Regions from separate parts of the Homo sapiens genome. Here region 1 is linked to region 2. The links are chromatin loops, found by intact Hi-C in ENCODE. Cell type or tissue: heart left ventricle. All regions are shown on one strand. Links, peaks and the distances in the headings refer to the core of each region. The heading gives the core; the rest is flanking DNA.

Region 1 (10,610 bases), core at 5,233-10,232, 56 kb after region 2:
TTTGTAAAAGCTGGTTCTTTGAAAAGTTGACCCCCTCCCAACCCTGATAGCCGTAATTGAGAGAAGCGGCTCTGGTCAACCTTCTGTGATCTCCTGGAGATTTTCCAAGGGCACGGGAGTAGTTGGCATGAGTATGTGTTATCCTGTTGGGATTCTTGGTTACTAAACTTTTCTTCTTTTTTCCAGGCAGGTAAGGGGGACGTGCTGGGGTGGAGGTTGGGAGCAGGGCATCACATTTCCTTACGTGGCAAAGGATCACGTCTGAAGAGTGACTTTTCTGTTTCCACAATATGTGCTATTGACTTCTTTCTCATGGGTCTTGCTGTGACTTTTCTTTCTGAGACTTTTCTGTCCTCGGCCCAGAAGAGAGGTAGAGGTGGGGAGTCTGACCTGGAGCCCATAGACAGCTGGCTTATAACCCAAGGAATGGTGAGGAGTCACCAGCCGAGCCAAGCCTGCTGTCCACCCCAGCCCCTACCTGTGTAACAGCTCATGTCTTCCTCTTGTGACCTGCCGAGCCTTTGTGAATCAGACAGTACAAGGCCACACGCTTTCTTTCTGGCAGGGGTGCCAAATTTCCCCTCCTATTTTTGCATAATCTCTGTAAGCCACAGATTCCCAGTCCCAAAAATACCTCCCTGTCCCCAGGCCTTAAGAGTCTGGGACATTAGCAGGGATGAGGAGAGGGTCCTTTCCTTCCTTTTACTGTCTCCGGAGCTCCGAGCAGTATTCACTTTTCCAGGATGAGCACAAGTTACTGTGGCTTTTGCTTGGGAGGGAACAATTCTAAGGGAACAGACTCAAAGCATCTGACCAGTCAGGGAAGCCCTCTGTAGCCCAGTGCCTGTGAATTTGGCAGTCCTAGGCTTGACAGATTTTTATAATATAGTTGCTTATATCCACTAAGTCCGTCAAAATGATTTGAAACCTCTTGAAGAATACACAGGCCGGGTGCAGTGGCTCACGCCTGTAATCCCAGCACTTTGGGAGGCTGAGGCAGGCAGATCACGAGGTCAGGAGATCGAGACCCTTCTGGCCAACATGGTGAAACCCTGTCTCTACTAAAAATACAAAAATTAGCTGGGTGTGGTGGCATGTGCCTGTAATCCCAACTACTTGGGAGGCTGAAGCAGGAGAATCGCTTGAACCTGGGAGGCAGAGATTGTAGTGAGCTGAGATTGCACCACTGCACTCCAGCCTGGTGATAGAGTGAGACTCCCTCTCAAAAAAATAAAAAAATAAACACAGTAGAAACAGAGTAAAAAGAAAACAAAGCCCAGGGGAGTTCAATGTTGTAAACACAGTTGGTTCTCATGTAGCAGAGCTTTCCTGGCCCACAGACCTGCAAGGGTCTCTCCTGCCTTGTCTGTTCAGGTGGCCTGAGCCTGGTGCATGGAGAGAGGGTCAGCTCATCTCAGGCTGTATGTCTTGGGATGACCATTTCACCTCTAGCAGAGCCCAAAGCTGTGGTACATGTGATGGAGCCTGAGCTGGAGAGAATGCAGAGAAGGAAAGATGATGAAAGCAGTGCAAACATGTGCCTCTCCCTCCAGGTGGGGTGGGGTGAGAGGAATACATAACTGCCCATAGTGTGCTATGCTAGGCTGTGGCCAGAGGAAAGGCCAGCAGGTCCTAGACTGCAAGCAGCACAGGGTCCACCTGCTTGAGCAAAGCGTGACCAGTGAGTAGGAACTTGGGCCATGCAGGATCACCCAGAGCCGTGGGAGCAAGGGGCATCTGCCTGCCACCCAGCTTGGGCTGGTGCCCTCTGCACAGCTCTGCTGTCAGCCTGGGCAGGTCTCCTGCCACCTCTCATAGTAGCAGCATACTGCTGCTCTGCGTGAGAAGGCAGTTCCTCCACTAGACCCCAAGCCCATTCTTAGAGAGATGTGCTGGCCCAGGCCTCTCATTTGCTTCTTCAGGGACAGGCTGGCCTCTGGCCCACATGTCAGGGGCCTTTGCAGCAGGGCTTCTGGAAACCATGTCCATTCATTGGGAAGATCCAGCCCACATGCCCTTGTGCCTATTAATCCTGCAAAAAAGGATACTGCCCACACAAACTCCCCTGAGGGTGGCCTTGGCAGCTGGTGGTGGTGCCTGTCTCTGCCCACACAGACTGCCTCGCCACTGCCAGGTCCCACGTAGAGCTCCAGTCTCTAACTTCCCAGAAACAAACCTAACTAACAGCTAACCTGGTGTCTTGCCTGACTGACTGCAGTTTGTTTTTTTTTTTTTCTTTACAACAAATATTAATTGCTTTGCCTTATTTCCCATAGTGTAGAAACCTTGAGTCTTTTCAAGCCTCCTGAGTACAAATTCTTTACTTGGAAACTTTTTGTACTATTGAGTGAGATCAAAGGCTTTTAGACTTGGTCCCAGTGGGGTGGTGCTTGAAGTGACATAGGAAGGGATTCACAGCTTCTCTGGAAATAGTACACCTGAGCTACAGAAATTGTTCTTGTTACATTGAAAACTGGACAGGTGGGTTTCCTTGTGGGCATGGGGCTGTGGGAAGCTGCAGAGGAGCATCTGTTGGAACCCTTATGCTCCTGGGACTCAGGTGTGTGGATAGCCAACACAGAAGTTAACTGACACCACCAGGCTTATTACTGGTTGAAGAGAAATGAGACTTGTCAATGGGCTAGGGCCGGGCGGCTCTCAGGGAGACTGCTAGGCTTGTGCTCTCCCTCCCTGGCCTCTCTAGTGTGAGGTCTTTTTGCCTCTCTTGGCTGGTGATCAGCTAGGGGTGTCTCCCTTTTGCAGGGTGCAGCCAGGAAAATATCCTCATGTGAGAGAATCTAAGTCAAAACAAGAACAGAGGTAGGTTAGTAAAGAATGCTGCTGCCAAAACCCAGGCTTGGGTTTGGAGGGCGGGACTCCCTCCTCAGACCTGGAGGCCCCCAAGGCTCTTACTCTGGAAGGATAATCCTAACCCCTGGAGTACCAGACAGACATGCCTCTCCCCCTTGGGCAGGCAACCCTCCCTCCTGATCCCTGAGGCAGAGCTGCCCCTGCCTGCAGTTCCAAGTGAGAATCAGCTGACAGCAGGATGGCTCACCTGCCACTCAGATCAAAACCTGTGGCTTCTGACATCCAAGATGTCTGTGGACTTTGAAAATGGGCAGGGCTGGTCTAACCACTGCCTCAGCCAAGCCAGCCTGGCCTACCTATCTTCAGAGGGGCTGAGCTTCAGGCAGCAGTCTCTATTGGAGGGCATTCCTCTGCTAGCTTCCTTCCTTTTCTCTCTTCACATGTCTTCTTCCTTTCTGTCCCTCTCTTCCAACTCATACGCTTCTTCAGATCCCTCAGACCAGCCTTCAGCTTGGATCATTGCCCAAGAAAATGCTGAAACTATGGCATGTCAGGCTGGGTGCAGTGGCTCACATCTGTAATCCCAGCACTTTGGGAGGCCAAGCTGGGCAGATCATTTGAGGCCAGGAGTTTGAGATCAGCCTGGCCAACATGGCAAAACCCTGTCTCTACTAAAAATACAAAAAAAAAAAAAATTAGGCAGGTGTGGTGGCTCACGCCTGTAATCCCAGCTACTCAGGAGGCTGAGGCACAAGGATTATCTGAACCTGGGAAGCAGAGGTCGCAGTGAGCTGAGATCGCACCACTGCACACCAGCCTGGGCAACAGAGCAAGACTCTGTCTCTAAATAAATTAATTAATTAAATAAATAACTAAATAAATAAATAAAAATAAAAATAAAACTATGACACATCAGAGCCAACAGCCTTCTTAGGAATCTGCTGGGCCAGCCCCTAGTCTGACAGATGAGGATACCGAGGCCTCCTAAGGGCCTGGTGTCTTGCCCAAAGCTGCAGGGAAGAAACAGAGTCCCCTAAGACTCAGCGCAGTGCCCCCTGCTCCAACCAGGGCCCCACTTCCCTCCCATCAGCCTGACAAGGAGCGCGTCCTCGGCCTCCCACAGTTTCTTTGGTTCATATTTTCCAAGCAGTGTACATGTTTAGTCTGAGTCTGATAGCACCTACATTATTAGAAGGAACTTTGCCCTGTTATAATACTCAAGGCATTTATTTACCAGGACAAGAGGTTTAGATAGCTAAGGTTTTGTGTCTGGCCACAAGAAAGTCAATTTAAGCTTACGTTATATAAGCTTAACTGTTAACCATCACCCTGCTCCACCATGGTTCACGCCCTGAGGCCAAGTGGCTTCTATATTGTAATGAGTCAGTTTCCATAATTTCTGACATCCCTGGGTTTCTGAATTAGAAAACAGAAGCACCAACCTGAAAGTTAAGGTTTCTGAGTCATAAGAATTGAAAGCCAAATACAATCTAGCAATCGCCTTATTTCACAGATGAGGAAATTGAGGCCAAGCATTGCTCAGGCCTCTGTCCCCTGCTCCTGCCTCTCCACCCAAATCTCTAAGGCTTCTTAGGATAGAAGAAACTCAGGAGCTCTCCGGTGAAGAAAGTGGGGTCCAGAGAGGAGCGACTCACCCCAGGTCCTGCCACCAGTGAGTGTGAGGGCCCAGATGGACCCCACCCAGTGCACTCTCCTCAGCGTGCCCTCTAGGGCTTGGTCTGGAGGATGCCATTCCATAAACATACTACTTATTTGGAAAAATCTAGGACATGGAAGAAAAGGGTTCCCATGAGCCAGCTTTTGGGAAGTTATTTTTGAGGAGGTGAGGAATTTCTTAAGTGTCATTGTTTATTTTCTGAGCATGTTGGCTCTCAAGATTTATCCCCAAAGAAGAAAATTAAAGTATGACCCCAGGCCTCAAGGGATTTGTTCTTTAGCAGCAACAAAACAATTACAAGAAAAATCTGAAGGTTTAAGGCCCCTGACCCCTTAATGTCTTTGTTGTAGCTTTTGCAACACATTGGAAAGCTCAGGACATCTAGTCTGTTTCTGCTAAGTGGACAAAAGCTGGTCAGGTGTAAAGAAAGGGCTGGTGCACACTCTAACCGCTAGTGTGGGACTATTTTCTCTCTGGAGATGCTGCTGACTTTCTAAGCTTCAGTTTTGGGGACTCAGCATGGCATGCGTCCTCCCAGAGGCCACACATTCTGACTTACAGTCATTGAGAGCATGATAACTGGTGTGTCCTGTTCCAGGAATGTCTCAAGGCAGAAGGCCTGCCAGCAAGCACAGAGTAGCAGTGTACCCTACTGCCTTTTGATGGGCAAGGGCAAGGAAGTGCCAGCCTTAGGCATTGTTAACACATCTGTCAGTCATTTGTGCGTCCATCCCCCCAGTGAGGACCCACATGCCTCCTGTCCCTAGGTTTCATGTCTGGGTGATAAGACTCCCTGATACCTTTTCAATTCAATGTTCTTTTTTTTTTTTTTTTTTTTTTTTTTAGACAGAGTTTCAGTCTTGTTGCCCAGGGTGGAGTGCAATGGCGTGATCTCGGCTCACTGCAACCTCTGCCTCCCAGGTTCAAGTGATTCTCCTGCCTCAGCCTCCCCAGTAGCTGGGACTACAGGCGCATACCACCACACCCAACTAATTTTGTATTTTTAGTAGAGACTGGGTTTCTCCCTGTTGGTCAGGCTGGTCTCAAACTCTTGACCTCAGGTGATCTGCCCGCCTCGGCCTCCCAAAGTGCTGGGATTACAGGCATGAGCCACCGTGCCCTGCTCAATTCAACATTCTTAACTCCCCAGTAAGTCAAAGAAATAATGAGCAACACAGACTCTTCCTAATCTGATCAGTGACTGGCTTGGGCCTTTCTGAAAGTGCTCTTGTGGGCTTCCCACATTGGGTCCGAAGTTAGGACACAGAGCACATTCCTCAGAGCAAGGGGCCAGCTGAGCTCACTGAGGGAGTGAAGAGCTCTGGTGGCATCGTAGATACCTGCTCAGAGTGCTGGACTCTACCTGGGACCCCAAACCACCCTCCCCCACCATCAGCAGCAGGTGTCAACCCCCAGGACTGGAGTTGTCACATCACTGCTGGTGATATGTGTTCTTTGTTCTTTTTCTTTGTGAAGGTCGTGTTATTTTTTACATTTGATAGACACTGGGGTATGCATTCCTTTTACTGCTTATTTTTACTTTAGTCTTACCCTAGATCATGGCATTGGGTGAAGCCAGCTATAGACAGAGCTGGCATTTTTGTAATAGAAATAGGGGTCTTGCAAGTGAGCCCCGGAAGGGTACCTCCCAGAGCCAGGGTAGGTGAGGAGGTGATTAAGGGTCATCACCTCATTTCTCTAGGCTGGGAGCCAACATTCCATTAACATGGCTTCTAGGGAGCTTCTTATCATGTCATATTTGATGGCAACTTAAACCTTTTTAGCCATGTGCATTTTTCAGAGTCTCTGTCCCTGAGGTGCTTGGCACAGGGGCCCAAGCAAGGTGACTGCTCAGGCAACCCCGTGGTACACCTTAGTATGCCTGGAAGCTGTCACCTCCCTGGCTCTGGCTGCTGCGCCCCAGTGCTCAGCTGAACTTGGTTTCTTTGACTCCTGAAGCACAGCCAGCCATTGAACACAGGGAAGAAAGGACGAGACTAAAGGGAGCTGTTGCTTTCAGGGCTGCTTCATGAATTTCCCCTAAAGAGACACAAAGAAGACTAAAGCCCCATAGTCCCCTTTGTCATCAGAGCCCTCGTTTTTGCTGTGTTTCTGTTGATGGTAAAATGTGCCTGCCTCTGTCTACCAGGCCACACCCAGCCCAGCGGAGCACGCACCTCCTCCAGTTCCCCTCTCCACTCAGAAATGCACCAGGACGCATTTCAAAATCTCTTCAGCGGAGCAAACAGACCCCCTGCATCCCCCCGGGGCTGGTGCTGCCCTGCCCTCTGAGCACCTGTACCCCGCTCTGGGCAGGCTGTCACTTGGCCTTCCCTGGGTTGGGCTTGACAGCGGACTGTCATAGTGGCTGAGTTCAAAATCAGCCTGCGTGGCAGCGCCTTCCTGAAGTTAGAAGGTGTTTTGCAGCCCCGGGCTGAGAGGCCCCGCAATGTGAGAGTGGACACTCATAGTCAAAAAGTTCTCCATTTCAAGAACGCGTACAGCCACCTTCCTTACCGCCGGCCCTGCCGGGAGCCTGCTTCTTATCATTTGCACCTCATTGCTTTCCTCACCTGCCATCTCACACGTGGCTGCCCTGTGTTGCCCCTGTGTGCTGTGCCAATTGTGTTTTTTTGCTCTGTGTACATTTTGGTTTTATTTGGGGTTGCTGTTGATGATTTCCTTTGTTCCGGTGTTCTGTCTCCCCTCGCTGGCTGTGTGGGGGCTGCCTGGCCCGCTGCTTGCCGCCTCCATAGATCCCCGTTGCGCAGCCATCTGTCATGGACGACATTGAGGTGTGGCTCAGGACCGACCTGGTGAGACTCGACTTTTCTATTTCATCTGTGGGGTGTGGAGCGGCAGAGGCTCTTCTGAGGACAGGCCTTGGGGGAGCATCAGCAGGGGCTCCACCCCTGTCTGGGTCAGTGGAGAAGGGAGGTCTGGGCAAGCTCCATAGCTGCCCCTCCTCCCCGACATCAGCCCATAGCTGTGGGTGCTGCAGTGGCCTCCCGGCCTGCGGAGGCCAACTGTGCTGGGGGCAAGGCCTTGGGCACAGCCTCCTTCACCCACACAGTCCTAGCCGTAGCTGGCTCCAAAACACACACTTGCCTTCCCCCCAGTATCTTTTCCATTTCAGATGTATGTGCCGTGCTTTGGTTTTTTGGGGGAGGGAGTGTTGGGGGAGCATGTTTTTTGTTTTGTTTTGTTTTGTTTTCATTTCTTTTTTTTTTAATTGTGAAGTATACACACAGTGCTTTTGTTTTTAATTGGCTGTCATCCCCCTCCTCCCTTCCTGATTTTTGATGTAAAAGAACCCCTGCCCCAAAGACCCATTGTCTCCATCCTCAGAGATAGGGCTAGAAGATGAGGATACTATGCATCTGAAAATGGCAACAGGTCCCAAGAAAGGAGAGCTGCAGTGGCTGCATGTGATAACTGCTGGCCCCTCCCTCTGTTCTTTACAAAGCACTTTCACTCTCAGCAGCCCAGTAGGGGGCCAGGGTGGCGGATGAAGAAGTGCACTCTGGGAAGTGGCTTGCCCAGAGTCATGGGGTAGTTGGATTCTCCCCCAGAGCTGGAGACACCTCATCTCCCTCCTAGGTGCCTCCTCTGTAGGGGGCCTTGTCCCCAGGCAGAAGAGCCTGTTGAGTTCTTTAACCACAGGGTCAGCCTGGCTGTCTGTGGGCTGGTGACCTGGCTACCTCCCACACCAGGACAGCAGGCCTCAGGTTGGGGCCTCTGGCTGCTCTGGGCCTCCTCCCCAGAAGGTCAGCTTTCCAAACACATGCCTTGCCAAAGAAGGCAGCTGCCTGGGTGTCAGGGAGGAAGAACACACCCCGGGACATCTTTCCCAAGGGGCTGTCTCGAAAAGAAATTGCTTCTCTCACAGAAGCAAGGCAGGAAGGACCAAGGTCCTTAACTTCTAAGGGGGACCCCAGGGTCCAGACAGGGAGGGGATGTGTCCAGTAAGGCTACATAGCAGGTCAGTGGTAGAGTCAGGAAGGAACCCAGGTCTCCTAGCCCAGCCCAGGGCTTTGTCACTTCCCCATCCTGCCCCTTCCCAATGAGGCCCTGCACATGCTGCTCTTCCCCAGTCCCCAGGGAACCCCATGAGCTCAAGACACTACCATGTTCTCCAAACAAAATCAAGTCTGATGCACTTTAATTTTTGAGTGCACAGAGCCTCCATGGCTCCTTGAGGAGCCAGCAGCAGATAATATAATCTGGGCCACGGGAGGAGGCTGGTGCAGCTCCCAGGAGGCTGCAGGACATGGCTTCTGGAGGCACAGCCTCCACTCCCAAAGTACCTACTGAGTGACAGGCCCTGTGCTGTGGGCTTTGTGGCCCTGAGCCATCAAGGCCTCATGCGGTTTCCAGCTATTGGTGTCAACAGCGTCTTCCCAGAAACCCTGTGGCTGGCAGTGAGTGGGTGTTGTGTTGGGCACACGTGACCCTGTGTGTGCTCAGGCTCAGCCCCCTGTGGCTACTGCTCTGTGCCTCTCCCTAGAGCCTCAAGAGTGCCAAAGGTGGGGTCCCGCCCTCTGCAGCCCAGGCTGGAGAACCAGCCTGCACCGTTTTTGGAGTTTTCTTTCCAGCCTTTCTGGAGGATCAAAACCTAAAACATGTTTGAATTTTTTGCTTTTGTTTTTTAAAAACAAAGCTTCTGTTTCTCCAATAAGAAGAGCAGTATTTTACTATTACAGAAATCTGGAAACAGGGAAAATTAGGAAGTTTTGTTCAGGCTACCCTGGGCAGTGCTGTCCTAGGGTGGCCATGGGCAGACAGAGGTGGCTGGGCGGGCAGTGCTTGGACCAGTGCCCTAATTTCATTTTCTCTGCTCCTCCCACAGAAGGGTGATGATCTGGAGGAGGGTGTCACAAGTGAAGGTATGGCCTGGCCAGTGGCCTTACAGCCCCCTTTTGTTGCCTCTGTGCAGGCTGCACAGGAGCCAGCCCCCATCATCTTGGAGCCCCCGCTGCCAGAGCACCTACTGGTGCCAGGCCCTGAGCCATGGGCTTCACGGGTGGCTTTGTCCCACCCAGGTCTTACGCTGATTTGGGAAGTGTGATTTATCTCGCTTATTGGGAAACAGGTCAGAAAGAACATGTCAATTCCACAAAGTTGCAGAGCTGGTGAATAGCGGGTGCAGATTGCCACCTGGTCCTGACCCACAGGTGCTCAGCCCAGCTCAGACACGCAGTTTGTGGAGGTGCGCAGCAGCACCCTTGGGCCACTGAGCCAGAAGGGAGGAGCCTCTCCTGGGCCTCAGCTGATGGGCTGGATGGGAGCAGCGGGGTCTTAGTTCTCCCACATGGCCACCCCCACATCCCCTGCCCTTCACATCCTGCCTCCCCAAGCTCATCTTGCCCCACTCCATCTGCCTCTCCGTGCTCCTGTCCTCCTCTCCCCAGGTCTGCCAGACCCTGTGGCCAGACCGCTCCGCAGGGAGGGAAACTTCAGAGGACCCTGCTCCCTAGCTCTCAGTGCCCATAGAAATGGGGCACTCCCCCCTCCCCACTGCATTCCTCAGCATCTCCTCAGTCCTCCATTGGTGGGCAAGGGTGGGGTAGGTGGGATGGTTCCTGCCTGTTTAATCAGAAGCTGGCCCCTCCAGCTTACCCTGCCCCACCCCCAGTGCTGATCTGGAAAATGGACAAAACCCAGTGCTGATCTGGAAAATGGTCAGCGGTAGGGTGAGCACTCTGGGCTGTGTTTTCCAGAGCCTTTCCCTCCAGGGCAGGAGGACTGGGCACAGCCAGGAGCCTCCCCCCACACTGCAGCTCACGAACCCCTCCCTACCCACCTGCTCCTAGGTGGGCTTCATGCCTGCCCTAGAGGAGGAAACGGGCTGGGGAGTGGAAGGGTGCGCTTCCTCTGGTGGCCTGCCCTCACCAACCCTGACCCTTGCCTTGGTTTGTATTGCAGAGTTTGATAAATTCCTTGAAGAAAGAGCCAAAGCTGCTGAAATGGTTCCCGACCTCCCCTCGCCCCCCATGGAGGCTCCTGCCCCAGCCTCAAACCCTTCTGGCCGGAAGAAGCCAGAGCGGTCAGAGGATGCCCTCTTCGCCCTGTGAGCAGCTCTGTGGTTTGCCTCCCCAGATGGCGGGTCCCCGCTCGCACC
Region 2 (11,499 bases), core at 2,475-7,474:
GCATGCTCGTTAAGAGTCGTCACCACTCCCTAATCTCAAGTACCCAGGGACACAAACACTGCGGAAGGCCGCAGGGTCCTCTGCCTAGGAAAACCAGAGACCTTTGTTCACTTGTTTATCTGCTGACCTTCCCTCCACTATTGTCCTATGACCCTGCCAAATCCCCCTCTGTGAGAAACACCCAAGAATGATCAATAAAAAATAAAAAAATTAAAAAAAAAAAAGAATTTCCAGCTAATCAAGAGCAAAGTTGGATCTGATTGCCTCTGGAACTAAGGCCACTCAATGTGGGCTCCCTCACTCAGTCCTGTCCCCAGGCCAGAGGAAAGCAAAGTTCAGTCTCATTTATTTTGTCACCTAAATCGTCAAAACCTAAAATAAAACCTGGTGCAACAGCAGAAACACAAGTGTTCTAGGGAACAGTGGGGCAAGTCCTTCCCACCAGCCAGCCCTCTGGACGGATAATTGTAAAGTGCTGACCTCTCTGGTGATATGCTAATGGCCAAGGACTGGGCTGGGGAAGAGGCTGGGTAGGGTAGGCCAGGCTGGGCTGGACTGGACAGGGCAGGGCAGGCCTGAGCTCGGGTAATCAGATACGGCTCCCATTAAATCTTCAGTGCAAGAGCAGCATAGCATCCTGATGCCGTTGCCATGGCATTTTCTCTCGCCTGGGGTAGGACCCAGGCCAGGATGCCCTGAAGCCTTGACGCTGACAGCAGTGATAGTGCTGGCTCTGAGCATGGTTTTTCTGCCCACCCACCCTCCTATGTTCTCTGAAACCTAAGGCAGCCCTGTTTGGAGGAGCCTCGCAATCCAGCGGCTTGGCTTTTTGGCTGCCGCTTTCTACACTTTGATGTTAAATATAGTGACTTCAGAAGCAGCCAACACCAGAAGGCAAAAGAGGACTGGTTTTAGCATTTTGCATTCAGCAACATCCTTTTGGTGAGAATGGAGAAGAAAACAGCCAAATGATCTACCTCCCCAACCATCAAGAGTGTTGGGGCTGGGCACAGTGGCTCACGCCTGTAATCCCAGCACTTTGGGAGGCTGAGGTGGGTGGAGCACCTGAGGTCAGGAGTTCGAGACCAGTCTGGCCAACGTGCCGAAACCCATCTCTACTACAAATACAAAAATTAGCCAGGCATGGTGGCACGTGCCTGTAATCCCAGCTACTCGGGAGGCTGAGACAGGAGAATTGCTTGAACCCAGGAGGTAAAGGTTGCAGTGAGCCGAGATCACACCATTGCGCTCCAGCCTGCACAATGGAGTGAGACTCTGTCTCACATAAAAATAATAATAATAATAATAGTAATAATCACTGAATCCCACCCCATACCATTCAAAGTAGAACCTCTGGGGCATGAGGCTCAGGTATTGGTGCTCTCTAGAAGCTCCCCAGGTGGTTCTCGTGTACAGCCAGGGCTGAGATCCATAACTTAGAGGAAGGGTTGCTAATGCAGTCATTCATCTGATGTAAATGCATTGCACTACTGCCAAGTGCTGGGCACTGGGGACCCAGTGGAAGGCAAGACAGACCTAGTCCCTGCCCTCACAGAGCTCACATCCCAGAGGGGGAAGGGAGTCAAGTGACCCTGGCTGTAGTCCTGGCTCTGCCACTGACGATCCTGAGCTCCTGGACCTTTCCCTTTTCTTCTGCGGGCCCCGGGTTTCCCGTCAAAGGAGGCTACAGACCCAAATGATCTCTGATCCCCACCCTGCTACTCCCTGACCCAGCAGTCCATTGACCTATGTATAATTTTTCTGTCTTTTTTGGTGGTGGTTTTTAAAATACACATAACATTAAATTTATCATTTTAACCATTCAACAAAAAGTTTTTTAAGAGACAGGGTCTTACTCTGTTGCCTAGGCTGGAATGCAGTGGCTCAATCATATCTCACTGCAGCCTCAAACTCCTGGACTTAAGCAATCTTCCTGCCTCAGCCTCATTAGTAGTTAGGACCACAGGCACAAGCCACTATGCCCAGCTAATTTTTAAATTTTTTGTAGAAACAATGTCTTGCTATGTTGCCCAAGCTGTTGTCAAATCCTGGATTCAAGTAACCCTCCTGCCTCAGCCTCCCAAAGTTCTGAGATTACAGGTGTGAGCCATTTTGCCTGGCCCATTTTAACCATTTTAAAGTATACAGTTCAGTGGCATTAAGTATGTTCACATTGTGTGCAACCATCAACAACCATCTCCAGAACTCTTTCATTTTCCCCAAACTGAAATTCTGTGTTCATTAAACAATAACTCCCCATTCCCCCACCCCCACACCCCCCAGCAGCCTCTGGCAACCACCATTCTACTTTCTGTCTTTAAATTTGACTATTCTAGGTACCTGATTGTAAGTAGAATCATCTAGTATTTGTCTTGGTGAAAGGCTTATTTCACTTAGCACAAGGCCCTCAAGGTTCAGCCATATTGTGCATGCAATAGGATTTCCTTCCTTTTTAAGGCTGAATAATAATCCATTATATGTATATCCATTTGGCTTATCCATTCTTTAATTGATGGACACAGGCTGTTTACACCTTTTGGCTCTTGTGACTATTGCTGCTATGAACATGACTCTGCAAATATCTCCTCAAGGCCCTGCTTTCAGTTCTTTTGGGTATATACTCAGAAGTAAAATTGCTAGATCATAGGGTAATGCTATGTTTTTTGTTTGTTTGTTTGTTTTTGTTTTTGAGACGGAGTCTGGCTCTGTCGCCCGGGTTGGAATGCAGTGACATGAACTTGGCTCACTGCAAGCTCCGCCTCCTGGGTTTACGCCATTCTCCTGCCTCAGCCTCCTGAGTAGCTGGAACGACAGGTGCCCACCACCACACCTGGCTAATTTTTTGTATTTTTAGTAGAGACGGGGTTTCACCATGTTAGCCAGATGGTCTCGATCTCCTGACCTGGTGATCCATCCTCCTTGGCCTCCCAAAGTGCTGGGATTACAGACGTGAGCCACCGCGCCTGGCTGGGTAATTCTGTGTTTTAACTACCGTCCTGTTTTCCATAGCAGCTATATCATTTTACATTTCCATCAAAAGTGTAAAGGGGTTCCAATTTGTCTATATCCTTGCCAACACTTGTTATTTTCTATTTTTTTGATAGTAGCCATCCTAATGGGTGTGAGGTGATATTTCATTGTGTTTTTGACTTGCACTTCCCTAATGCTTAGTGATGTTGAACCTCTTTTCACATACTTGTTAGTCATTTATATATCTTCTTTGGAGAAATGTCTATTGAAGTCCTTTCCCATTTTTTAATTGGATAGTTTGGGTTTTTTTGTTATTAAGCTATAGGAGTTCTTTACGTAGTCTGGATATTAACCCCTTATCATATATATAATTTTGCAAATATTTTCTTCCTCTGCAGGTTCACTGTGTTGTGTCCTTTGATGCCTGGAAGTTTTTATTTTGATGTAGTTCAAAATTTTTCTTTTGTTGCCTGTGCTTTTGGTGTCATATCCATGAGATGATTGCCAAATCTAGTGTCATGAAGTTTTTTCACTATGTTTTCTTCTAAGAGTTTTTTAGTTTGAGCTCTTACATTTATGTCTTTGATCCATTTGGAGTAAATTTTTGTATATGGTGTAAGATAAAGGGTCCAAGTTCATTCTTTTGCATGTGGCAATCCAATTTTCACAGCACCATTTGTTGAAAATACTGTCCTTTCCTCATTGAGTGGTCAGAAAGTCATTTTGTGGATGAGATAAAATAATGTACGTGAAACACCCAACACCACACCTACAGTGGCTTGATAACCAATGGTCCTTTCTTTCTCCCCCTTATCTGAAATGTAGTTTTTAACTACTGCAATTGATTTTTAATAATCCCAATAGCAAATACCTGTATAGTACTGACTGTGTGCTAGGCTCTGTTCTAAGTGTTTCATGTATATCAACCCATTTAATTTTCATAACAAATATATCAGGTAAGTGCTGTTGTTTTCACTAGCTTTGGCACCTAGAAGTTAAGTAATTTACCCAAGACCACACAACTAGTAAGTAGTGGAGCCTGTATTTGAACCTAGGTAGTTTGGCTCCAGACTCTACGGGTTCATAAACCTAATATCCTCATGTTTGGGGTGATTTTTGATGGCTTAGGCCTGTCATAAGCTTTTCAGTCTAGAGTTTGGTGAATGAAGAACCTCGTTATAACATCAGCCCTCAGGCCAGGACCTTTCCCGGGTGTTCTCTTGTGATAATAGCACTCCTAGAATGGCTCTGTTGGCTCAGCCCATCTGCTTGGGAGAAGAATGTGGTGGTTCTGGTCTCTTCCCATTTCCTGCCAAGGCCCACTTATTCCAGGAGAAATGTAAACCCATTTTCTCTCTGATTTCACAGAAAAGGCAACAGATGGCTCCCTGCAAAGTGAGGATTGGACGTTGAATATGGAGATCTGTGACATCATCAATGAGACGGAGGAAGGGTACGTGTGCCCCCCTCTCCTGGGAAGCCTCTCTGAGCTTTTAGGGGCCACTCAAAGCTTGTCAGGGCCTAAGGGTGGCAGGTTTTATTTTTTGTTTTGTTCCTAGTATGTTTGGTTTGGCATCGAATAAGCTGACACTCTGAATTATCTGTCCTTTTTGTCTTCATCCCTCCCCCACTTGCCCAATGGCAGTGCTTGGAGGTAGAACAGGGATGACCTCCTTTAATCACCTGCTTTTAATCACAAGTGGAAATGAAGCTGCTTGATTACTTGGTTCCCAGTGGCCATTAGTCTCTGCAGCCCAAGTGTCACCTCGTCCCTCCCCTCCTCCCTGGCCTCTGCCTCTCCTTCACAGCCTGTCTCTGCCCTGGTTTGCCAGGAGTCAGAGAGCACCACCGTGTCCATGGAGGGAGGTCCAGGGCATGGGGCAGACACGGCCGGGAGTGGGAAAGCGGCATGAGTGGACTTAGAACACGTTGCCCCTCCTGCATTCCTGCACTGCTGGATCCGTTCCTGTTGTTATTTCCTGAATCCTCTTTTGTTTTACAGCTGCACTCTATTTGTACTTCTTCCAAACTGGTCTGTATTTAGCCCTCTGTCCATACCACTAACACTTACTTTACTGTAGCCATGCCCTCTTAAACCATTTTCAGGAGTGGCAAGGAGAGCAGCTGGGACTCAGGCATCCCTGGGCTGGCATCTCAGCACTGTCACTCTAGCCTTGCCATGTGTGAACTGGGGACCAGCCTCTCAAGCTTGGTCCTGCTTTCATGCAACAAATATTTCTCGAATGACTACCTTGTGCCAGGCCCTATTGTAAATACTGAGGACACAGCAGTGAACAAGATAGATTCCTTCCCCTTGGGGAGCGGCCAGTCTAGAGTAGTAGGGAGGCAGGCCATAAACAAGATAATTAAACATATAACCTGGTCAGATGAGGACAAGACTGTGGAAGGGAGATGGGGAGAGAGGAGGCTGGGAATTAGCAATGTTAAATAGAGTGATCAAGAAAAGTCTTGGCTGGGCTCGGTGGGTCACATCTGTAATCCTAGCACCTTGGGAGGCCAAGGTGGGCCAGTTGCTTGAGCCCAGGAATTCGAGACCAGCCTGGGCAACACGGTTGAATCTTGTCTTTACAAAAAATACAAAAGTTAGCCAGGCGTGGTGGTGCACACCTGTAGTCCCAACTACTTGGGAGGCTGAGGTGGGAGGATCACTTGAGCCCAGGAGGTCGAGGCTGCAGTGAGCCATGAGCATGCCACTGTACTCCAGTTTTGGTGACAGAGAAAAACCCTGTCTCAAAAAAAAAAAAAATGAAAAGAGAAGACAAAACAACAGAAAAGTCTCATTTAGAAGGTGACATTGAACAAAGACTTGAAGGAGATGAGGGAGTAGGGGGTGAGGATTATACAAGGGAAGAACTGTCAAGGCTCATGGAACAGCAAACCCAGAAGTCCTGGGACAGAGGGTGTCTGATGTGTTTGAGGAATAGCAAGGTGGCTAATGGGCCCGGAGCAGAGTGGTCAAAGAAGAGAGTACCTGGAGAGGAAGTTACCGACATACTGGGGACCCAGATAACACAGGGCCATGTAGAACCAGAGCAACTCTGGCTTCAACCTTTTTGGAGATTCAAGCAGAGGAGTGGTGTGGTCCCACTCTTATTGGAAAGAGATCACTCAGTCTACTGTGTTCAGAGTGGCCTGACTGGGGGCAGGCCAAGGACAATGCAGAAAACCCAGCGATGGCCTGGCATAGTGGCGTGCACCTGCAATCCCAGCACTGTACGAGGCTGAGGCAGGAAGATTGCTTACGCCTAGGAGTTCGAGGCTGTGATGAACCAGGACGGTGTCACTGCATTCTAGCCTGGGCGACAGAGTAAGACCCTGTCTCTAAAAAGAAAAAAGAAGAAAGAAAACCCAGTGAGGAGGTTATCACAGTAATACTGGTGTGAGATGATGATTAGAAGTGATGGGATTCTGAATGTGTTAGATGGTAGAGCCAATGGAATTGGCTGACATAAGACAGGAATGAAGAGTTAAGGGAAATTGCAAGGTTTGGGGCCTGAACAACCATGGGATGGAGCTGCTGTTTCCTGAGGTGGAGCAGGCTGGGGAGCAGAGATCAGCAGTAGATCTTTGCTGCCAGCCAGGCTCCTGGAAGATGTGACAGGGAACTGCACAGGGAACTTGAGTTGGGGGCAGTGGCCTGCACTGGATGAAAACGTGGGAGTCTTTGGTGAAAGGTGGCATATTTTCACCAGCTAAATATAGGTGATCAGCTTGGTGCCTGGTACACAGACGTGACTCACAAATAGTTGTTAGGGACTACACATCTCTAATCCCATCGTCACTGGGCTCCGAGTGGCTACCTTCCTCACGTCCTCCTAACATGCCACTCATTCACTTGTTTGTCCAGTCATCTGGCCATGTTTACTGACCCCCAGGGGTGGAGGTATAGCAGCTACGGGATGCCAAGGTGAATGTTCCAGCCTGCCCTTGAACGCTCACCTGGCAGGACTGGCAAGGGCTGTGGCCAAGGCCTGTCCCTGATGCCATGGTCCCAGAGGGAAAGGTGGGTATCAATGCTTCCTGGAGGGGCTGTCTTCCAGGATGGCAGGAGAAATGTGTCCCGTAGCCAAGGGTGGCATCAAAAGGGCCAGTGTGTCAAGGGATACAAGCTGTCTAGGATAGACAGGGTGACATTGGGGGAGCGGGAGGGTCTGGAATCCGGCTGGAAAGGTAGTCAAGGTCAGGTGCTGCATTCTCTGGTGTCTGCACTTTACCCTAGAGGTGGACCTCTGCTTCGACCCCTTCCCTCCTACCCCTTCCTGCTGCACAACGACCAAGTTGCTCCCTTGCTAACAAGCCTTCAGGGGTTTCGCAGGCACTTAGGTTAAAAACCCCAACCAGGCCCCTCATGAGGAGCCCCAGACCCCTCGGCAGCTCCACTTTGAGCTCTTCAACCCTGCTGATCTTTCAGCTCCTTGAATTTTCCATATTCCTGGGCCCAGCTTGAAATTCTCTACAGATTTGAGCAATATACAAATATGTTGGCAACTCTTATTTTCCAGTGAATTGCTCAAATATCTCTATGGCTTGAGGGCAGGAAGCCCAGGAACCCCAGGAGCTTCCTTATTCTGAAGGGGCCAATGCCTTCTTTTTCAAATCCTCAATTCCCAGAAGGCTGGTCACACACATCTTTCTCTTCAAGTGGCTAAAGCTCCTGTTGCTACCTTTTTGAGTGAGAGCACCTCAGTGATTCCTGAGAATGTTTTCTTGTTGCCTCTGCTGTGAGGTGTCTCAAAATCTCTTCCTAGCAAGGTGCAGTGGCTCATGCCTGTAGTCCCACCTATTCAGAAGGCTGAGGCAGGAGGATTGCTTGAGCCTAGGTGTTTGAGACCAGCCTAGGAAATGTAGTGAGACCCCATATCTTAAAAATAATAATAATAATAATAATCTCTTCCTGAGTGAAAGAAACTCCCACAAGTTGGACTGACAGTAGGGCACCCCACCCACCCCTTTGTGCCCTCCCTGAAGGCCTCTGACCTGCTGTCCCTTCTGTTCTCGTCACCTCTTTCACTAAGTAGATCCCGTCATTCACTGGATCTCTCAGTTTGAATCTCATTTCCCTAACCCCTTCCCCTCCTGATTTGGACAAGTCCTCTGTTATATGATTTCATAACCCGTGTTGTACTGATGCTCATCACAGTTTAAACTTACAGATCTGTGGGACGGTTGTTAGTGTCTGTCTTGCCCTGCAACCCCCGCAAGGCTGTGATCTCCATGAGGACAGGATTTCCATCTGTTTTACCCAACATTTTTTTTTTTTTTTTTTGAGATGGAGTCTCGCTCTGTCGCCCAGGCTGGAGTGCAGTGGCGCGATCTCGGCTCACTGCAAGCTCCGCCTCCCGGGTTCATGCCATTCTCCTGCCTCAGCCTCCTGAGTAGCTGGGACTACAGGCGCCCGCCACCACGCCCAGCTAATTTTTTTTGTATTTTTAGTAGAGACGGAGTTTCACCATGGTCTCGATCCCCTTACCTCGTGATCCGCCCGCCTCAGCCTCCCAAAGTGCTGGGATTACAGGCGTGAGCCACCGCGCCCAGCCAATTACTCAACATTTTGTCCCTAGCACCTAGCACAATGCATTTGATTAGCTGTTAATAAATATTTGTTAAATAAGTGAATAAATGAATGAAGTCTCTAAGGTACTCACAGTCTGATGAGGAATGCAGGCATATAAACATATGCATAACGAGTGCTGGGTGGGGGGCAGGGAGAGAGAGAGAAGCTATATATAGCTACGGAGACTAGTGCAGTGGCAGTGGTCAGCCTTGGGACTTTTGGCAGCAAAGCCTTCTTGGAGGAAGTGACACCAGACTGGAGTCTTACAGAGTGCCAGGGTATCAGCCAGATGAGGCAGGTGGATGAAGGGGAGGAAGGTGGACACCACAGGCTGGAGCAATTCTAGGTCACCACTCGCTTATTGTGCGAGCCTGTGTGAGTTACTTCATCTCCCTGTGTCTGTGTCCCATTTCCTCACTTATAAAATGGGGTTGCCAATAATACCTATCTCATAGGGTTGTTACAAGGATTAAAGGAGTAAATATATATGATGTATCTGGCTACATAACTGTATCTTCATATCCATACTATATCTATGTGGATGTACTATTTCACTTTAAAGATTTCCATTGCCCATGACTTTTGTCATCACTTTCATTTGGGTGTCAGTTATCTGCCCAGTCTTGGTGACTATCTTGGTGGATTCACTGCCCTTACCCTGTCTGCTGTCTGTGAGCACTTGGCATGTGCCACGCCCTGCAGGCCCTGTGTCCAGCCCTGCAGTGCATCATCACAAGCAGCGCCCCCTACCCCCAACAGTTCTATATGGTAGTGACAGCCTGTTTCAGTGTTAAGGAAACTGAGGCTGAGTAGTTTGGTCACTTGCCAAAGGCCTTGCAGCACAGCTTGGAAGGGCACATGCAGGATGCAAGCACAGGCTCACCTGGCCGCAGCCACTGAAGTGCTGCCTGCACTTCTTGTATTTGTGCAATACTTTACCAATGGGAGGCTGTGGTCCTGGTGGGTGCAGATTGGTAAACTGCCCGAAAGGCCTCTCCTTGGGCTTTCCCTAATGTCCAGAGCTGAGGTCACCATCAGCCTGAGGAATGCTGATGCCTAAGGCCTTGATGACAGTCCTTCAGGCATTAACCAGGAGTGGCTGACTGAATAACCTACCTGGGACTGTTTTTATTTATTTATTTATTTTTGAGGTGGAGTTTTGCTCTTGTCGCCCAGGCTGGAGTGCAATGGTGTGATCTCAGCTCACCACAACCACCGCCTCCCAGGCTCAAGCAATTCTCCTGCCTCAGCCTCCTGAGTAGCTGGGATTATAGGTGTGTACCACCACGCCCGGCTAATTTTGTATTTTTAGTAGAGACAGGGTTTCACCATGTTGGCCAGGCTGGTCTTGAACTCCTGACCTCCCACCTGCCTTGGGCTTCTAAAGTGCTGGGATTACAGGCGTGAGCCAGAGCACCCAGCTGGGACTGTTTTAGACTCTGTTTTCCAGGCCTCACCTCAGACCTACACAATCAAGGCACAGCTTGTGGATTTGGGAATGGCACTACAGGTGACTCTGATGTGCAGCTCTCATGAGGAACCCCTGACCTGGGTCATTTACATGGCCATCTCTGGACCCTCCTCAGCTCATAGAATCTTTGTGTTCTATCTTCTAAGCTGGAGAGGGCACAGAGGAGGAACTGAAGACATGCAATAGAGCAAGATAATAATGGGGAGGGCATGTTCAGGGTGACAGAAGAGGGGCAGCCATGTCCTCCTTGGGGGTGATGAGGAGAAAGCTTTTCCAGAGAGTAGTCCTGAAGCTGAAGGACAAAGATACAAAGGCTGTGGCTGGAGGGATGACAGGAGGCTTGTTTGGGGATCAGGGAAGAGTTCTTATAAGTCTAGGGTCCAGGGAGACTTTGAGGAGCCTGATCATGGCCCAGAGGCCAAATCACGAGGCTGTGAGCACTGCCTGAGGAGCCTGACCTTTCCCCTGAAAGCTGCTAGGGCTTGATGCCATCTCAACACAGGCCACTGATTCTTCCTGATCCTTTCTTTCTGCTCCATCTTGGCTCTTGACACATGCTTCTGTCTCTTCTCCTGGTTTCCAACTCCACACTATCTAATCTGCTGCAGCTTCTTGAAACTTTGTGTTTCCTTTGACATGACTTTGATCCTCCTCTCTGAAGCTTTTCCCCCGGGGAGAGAGATAAATACTTGCTTTTGTGCTCACCCATCACTCTCGGCCAGTACTTCCCAGAGCCTATGGATGAATTTTCATTTTAAACCTCATCCAGGAAGCTGCTGACTGTCTGATTTCCCACCCCGTGGCCCCCACACCAGGAGAGCCCTGAGTGTGCTGGTCCTCTGCCAGCCAGAAATGATTGCAGCCCTCAGGCGCTCTTCCTATTTTCCTGTTCCATGGAAGTTCAAGAGGACAGAAGAGAGGACTGAGGGGTGTGGCAGCTGTGGGTCAGGGACAGCAGTGGTTTGGCAGAGCCTTGGAGAGAGGAAATCAGTCCATGCTGTTGGCCAGTAGCCACTGAATTTCATCAGCTCTCATGCCACAAACAGCCTTCAAAGCAGAGAGCCGGTTAAGTCCCATATTTGCAGAAATCAGCATCCCCTTTTGGAAATGGCAGCCGTACTGCAGACATACTTGGCCTTGGGCCCAGTCCCCATGGAGCCTTGTGTCTGTCTCATCAGCCCTTTGACCCAGGGGCCAAGAATTCCTACAGGGCAGCCATATGTCAAGCTGGGAATGGGAAACAGGTGATTCAGGGTGTTTTAAAATTTTCTTCTAGTAGCCTTGCTCCTTAAACTTTTTTTCTTTCTTTCTCTCTTTTTTTTTTTTTTTTTTGAGATGGAGTCTTACTCTGTCACCCAGGCTGGAGTGCAGTGGCATAATCTCAGCTCACTGCAACCTTCACATCTCAGGTTCAAGCAATTCTCTTGCCTCAGCCTCCAGAGTACCTGGGACTACAGGCACACATCACCATGCCCAGCTAATT

The links. Hi-C counts contacts between places; a loop is a spot of excess contacts. Peaks named below come from ENCODE experiments on the same cell type or tissue, not always from the same donor. Only the 100,000 strongest peaks of a DNase experiment are listed, where the experiment ranks them.
Region 1: a loop joins it to region 2, with 2.8 times the contacts of the local background. A loop is called at or near these places in 2 of 110 quality-filtered maps.

The regions. Positions count from the first base shown.
Region 1 is chr17:17,847,588-17,858,197 of GRCh38, reverse strand. It overlaps TOM1L2 (target of myb1 like 2 membrane trafficking protein), which reads left to right. Exons shown (of 15, transcript NM_001082968.2): 13 at 7,246-7,305; 14 at 9,339-9,375; 15 at 10,415-10,610. The coding sequence ends at 10,563. Among named protein-coding and RNA genes, the nearest start is that of SREBF1, 16 kb to the right of the region's middle. RefSeq lists enhancers at 7,929-8,223, 8,045-8,304, 8,806-9,652. In heart left ventricle, for the core only: a CTCF peak has its summit at 7,991; DNase peaks (open chromatin) are centred at 7,988 and 8,897; H3K27ac peaks cover 2,982 bases.
Region 2 is chr17:17,900,371-17,911,869 of GRCh38, reverse strand. TOM1L2 (target of myb1 like 2 membrane trafficking protein) reads left to right here. Exons shown (of 15, transcript NM_001082968.2): 2 at 4,339-4,423. Among named protein-coding and RNA genes, the nearest start is that of TOM1L2, 66 kb to the left of the region's middle. In heart left ventricle, for the core only: no CTCF peak of the experiment used is centred there; no DNase peak of the experiment used is centred there.